Regions from separate parts of the Homo sapiens genome. Here region 1 is linked to region 2. The links are chromatin loops, found by intact Hi-C in ENCODE. Cell type or tissue: IMR-90. All regions are shown on one strand.

The links. Peaks named below come from ENCODE experiments on the same cell type or tissue, not always from the same donor. Only the 100,000 strongest peaks of a DNase experiment are listed, where the experiment ranks them.
Region 1: it touches region 2 in a loop (1.9-fold over the local background); 1 of 110 quality-filtered maps calls a loop at or near these places.

What each region holds. Positions count from the first base shown.
Region 1 is chr3:99,394,556-99,397,055 of GRCh38, forward strand. No RefSeq gene overlaps it. Among named protein-coding and RNA genes, the nearest start is that of COL8A1, 240 kb to the right of the region's middle. In IMR-90, no CTCF peak of the experiment used is centred here; a DNase peak (open chromatin) is centred at 1,026; H3K27ac peaks cover 1,567 bases.
Region 2 is chr3:99,644,042-99,646,541 of GRCh38, forward strand. The region is part of intron 1 of COL8A1 (collagen type VIII alpha 1 chain); the gene reads left to right. Among named protein-coding and RNA genes, the nearest start is that of COL8A1, 6.7 kb to the left of the region's middle. In IMR-90, a CTCF peak has its summit at 1,329 (motif pointing right); a DNase peak (open chromatin) is centred at 1,340; H3K27ac peaks cover 1,408 bases.

The DNA.
Region 1 (2,500 bases), 250 kb before region 2:
GAGTCGCTCCTGACTTCATCTGTCAGAGGATAGGTTCCCTGTGAGAGATACTCTAAGATAAAGATTTGTATGCAGGAGATTTTTGTGGGAGAGAGCTCTTGGGAACAACACCAGTAAATGATGGAAAAACTGCAGTATTAGGGAGAGGGACAAGTGGAACTGCAACAGAATCAAACATAGGTCTCAGCCAGTCCTCCAGGAAGCTCTGGAGCTGGGAAAGGCCTTCAGAGTAGTCCCAAATGGAGGCAATAATGTTGGGCCATTGTACCTTCATCAACAGTCAGTCACTGGGTGCAGACTGCCCCAGGGAAAGAAATACAACTTTAGAAGAGGTGGCTTCCTGTACCTGAGGGGAATTCCCAGAGAGAAACTCAGAGCTATTGGCAACCAACGCCTGTAACCTGGGATAATGAGTGTCCTGGTCCTGAAAGCAAGGATCTGTATTGCACTCCATAACATTCACTGAATCATCACTATTGAATTCACTTTTTAGTGAGTCTAGAACACTAGATATCTTTCAACATCACCATGGTGGCAAAGATACTTGGAGCCGGGAGAGTTTTTGGATGTGTGATCAGATGCTTTCAGTAAATGGGATCTGCACAAGAAACGGCTCATCTTAAGTGTCCAAAAATTTTACATTACCACAGCTGCCTTCAGTATAATTCACAATTGTTTCCAAAGATCCAAGACAATTACTCACTTATTTCTTCCCCAAAAAATCTCTTCCAATTTTACAAGTGAGGAAAGAATGTCATAATATTTAGAATAATAGAATGAGTTGGTATGCTTGCAGCAAAGCCAATCCTACAAGTGAACTTCTTGTTAAACAGATCTTCCTGTGAATAAATGGCCGACAGAATCAAAGTCCTCCCATCATCCTCTGAGTTTGGCCTATGAGCCTGCACACGTATAACCTTTCAGGATTAGAATTCCCTTTTACCCTTTATAATCAAGACATTATACAGTTAAGCAAAATATTTGTTAAACTACTGTGTGCCTTTAGCAAGAACTATAAGATATGGGGCTGTTGCAACATCAATGACTCAAAGGTTAAGGATGCAATTTCTTTCATCAACATTTAATGTGGTGAAGTGACTTTTATGACTTTTCACTGTGCATATTTTTTAAGCTGGTAAGAATTATGGTAATCATTGACACATCAACTTCCTAGAACTAAAAAATTAACGAGGTTCAGAAGCAAATTCGTTGCTCTACTTCATCATCTGAACTCAGTTCAACTGAGATCTAAATCCCTGGAATCTTCAAAGAGAACCAGTAAGCCCCTAATATCTACTCTTGTTGATTTCTGATGATCCTTGTAGGATATCTTTCTTGGTGAAGAAAGAAGAAAATAATTGTGCATTGCTGTCAATCATTAAATCATGGGAGCTGGTCATGGGATTGAGAAGAAAACTAAACATTTTAGCTGTCAGCAATGTTTAAGTACTTTAAAGGATGCTAAATTTGAGGACTTAACCAAAATGCTATTTAAATAGATTTAGTATAAAACCTATATAAGGAAATAAGTCAGTATAAGTATGTGAATTCACATTAAGTTGTTTATAAATAGCAAACACTTTAGGGAGCCTAGTTTTATGTACAGTGCATTCTTCACTTGGTACTTACAGTGCATTTGGGAAAATGAAAATATTTTCAGTATTACAGCTGGAAAGTCAGTAGGCCATCTTATGCCAATGCCTCAGACTTTTCTTAGTACAAGTCTGGAAATATGGATCCCATATTCCTAGGAAACACTTGAGATGGTACAGGAGTTTCAACCTTTCCCTGGTCACAAAGCAACCTGGAAATGGCACTTCCTGTCTTCCTTCTATACAGAAGAGACACTGAGAATTTTCTAGGCTGTATAACCATGTTCTTTGTCACTATGCAAGTCACATCACCACTCATTAAAATCCTGTGAAGGTGTTACCATTATCCCCATTTCATAGATAAAGATTCTGAAGCACAGAGATGTGAAATGTCTTGCTCCAAGTCATAAAGCCAGTAAGAAGGGAGACATAATTCAAACCCAGGCAGTTTGCTTGAAGAACTTGTGGGTTTAATTACTTGGCAATGCTGACTTCTGCTCACATTATTTATTAACAATATTAATAAAACCAGGAGAATTTGAGGAGAAACAGAAATGAAAATATAAATAAATCATACTGTTGAAGCTGATTACCCCATTTGATTCGGTTTGTTACCCAGTCAGTCAGGCATCTGCATTTGATTTGCAAATCTTCACAAGAATTATGACTCTCAATGGATCAACAAATGTTCCTGATACTTAAAAGAAACAGGATGAATAACTTTGGTTTTGGTAGTTTTATTAGTCAGAGTTTTACAGAGAAAGAGTACCGATAGGATATATAGATATAGAGACAGAAATAGAGATAGAGGTATAAGGGTAGATTTATTATAGGATTGGCTGACATGATTATAGGGGCTAAGGAATTGCATAATATGCTGCCTGCAGGCTGGAGAACCAGGAAACCTG
Region 2 (2,500 bases):
AGACAAGACAGTGAAGCTAAGAGAGTTTATTCCTCTGAAACAGAGGAGGGAGAATCTCCAAGAGTTTTGAAATGCTACAAGAGATTTTAATAGCATTGTCCAAAACCAGACCCTCTCAAATGCTTGAGAGATGACTTTCTGTTTGAGTCAGGGTTCTTTAAATACAACACTAATTGAAGCCTGGATGACACAGGTGTGAAAGCTTTATAAGTACCATATCTATTAAAACTCTTCTTATCATTTGACTGGCCCTCAAGTGGGAAAGGAACCTCATTTCACCTCCTTTTAGACTTGACTCTGACCCAGGATAATAACTCCATGGATGTCAAGTCATTGAAATGTTCTCTGCTAAAATAACAACACAATTATTGGTAACACATAAAGTCACTCCATCATAGAAAGTGACGAAGGCAGGAAAGAATATTCTTGTATTGTTTCTGTAAACAATTTACCCTGAATAAGCAGACAGATGTTAGCCCAGATGCTTCTTCACTTTCCTCTGAAGCATGCCTGACAATTATTTCCATATCTCCGAAATAGTAAGTGTGTTTCTAAAATCGATCTATTATATGTTAAATTTAACACAGTCTATGGCTAAGCATCACTGTGAAAACATTCTTTTAAGTAAGTCTTTCTTGAAGACTGTCCCTCTTAAGCTTCCAATTGATGTGTTTACATCACAGGATATTTAGGCATTGGATCATTTGATGTGCTGAGACTGAAGACAATCACTTCATGTGCTACTTTTCCAACTCTAACTAAATAGGCCTGGGTGTGGGTGTCAGCTGTCAACTTCTCTAGGAAATAACATGTATCTAGCCTATTGGGGAGCTTCTCTAGTCCCCTCTGTTAGCTAGATAAAACAGCTGCTTTTTGGAAGTCTGGGCCAATGGCCTGCATAATTGAGGCTTTGTGTTCTAAGGCAATTATGGCTAGTTTATGGCAGCAGAGGGGTTAAGTTGCAGCTGCCTTCAGTTCAGTAGGAGGATTTCAAATATTAACAGCTGACCGAAGAGCACTGTGATGGGGCAGGTGGGACGCATTTTCAAGCCAACATCCCATTTAGGATCTTCTTCCAACTAGCATGGTGTCTACACTCTGACGATAAGCCTAAACTTCATTCATAAATTCAGTGATGATTGTACATTATTGTATTTCTTTAATGATCTACTTAGCGATTGCCCAGTCTTAAAGTCCAGGAGTCATGGTGTTCATCAATGCTATCAATCCAAACAAGCGACTTCTTGTTAAATGGCAGACATAAGATTAAAGCCAAAAAGTACATGAAGGAGGGCACTAGGGGGAGCTAAGAATTTGTGAGTTAGGTAGCCAAGATTGTTGAGGTTGGAAGAATGAGGAAAGAAAGGGGATCTGTGGCAAAAATATGCTATTGGATCCACAGTTCTAGTTTAAGGACATGTCTAGTCCCTTTTCCAGCCCCCAGTTAATTACAATCCCCTGCTGCCCAAATGGAGAGGGAGGTTGTTCACCAGTAGAGGGAGCCAGGGGCTGGGTGTCTCAATAGAAACTGATCTGGTCCCAGAAGGGGCCTTTAGATTTAAGTTTTTCGGATCGAAGGCAGAGCAAAGTGTCCCTTACAACCAATGGCTAAAATGTATGCCATTGTAGTAGATCACATTGTTAGTTTTCTTTTTAAAAAAAAAAAAAAAATCCTAATTTAAGCCTCTAAGAATAAATCACCCACATTTCTGGCATTAGCAATGCCTGAAATGTCCGGGCTTGTGGAAGTTTATTTGAAAGAAAACTAAAACAATCTTAGAAAATGTTCTTTCCAAGGCTACCACCAGCCAAGACTGAATCTAAATGCTCAATTCAGTAATAAACAAAGCCTGGCAGCTGGGGGTCAGTGAGAGACAAGCACAAAGACTGAGGAAGCCTGCGGTGACTAGACCCTCCCTGTCAGTGGAGTAAGGGGAAGGGAGCTGGGAGAAAAAAAGACAGAAATGGGCCAAATAGGCTTCTCCACCCAGAGGGTCCAGAACCTGCTCCCCTAAATCTGGGTCTCTCCAGGGAGCAGCCAGGGTCTTGCCTAGACTGAAGTGAATACCTTTCTGTTGAACATTTCCATTGCACAGCTGTGTGGGGATGGCTTGTTAAGACTTGAGACACTTGCATAATTCAGAACCCTTTGGGGGATAGAGATCAATTAGGACCATAAAAAAAATCCTTGGCACACCAGAGGAGAGCTGCTTGCTTAGTAAAAATTATGACATTCACAGCAAAACAGCAATCCTCTAAGATCATTTTTTGTGTCCATAGAGATGAAGCTATGGAGTTGGTGTGCATGTGACTTGTGAATCACCAGAAAATCTTCAGTGTTTTAATTTCAAAAACACCTTGACTCTCTCTGGGGCAAGGGGCGTGTCACTGATCGTCTCTGTGCCTTAATTTATTTATCTTAAGCAGAACAATTTTTAAATAACTACCTTCTTTACCACTTAGAGACATGTGAGGTCCTGTCAAGTATTTTTCAGAAAGA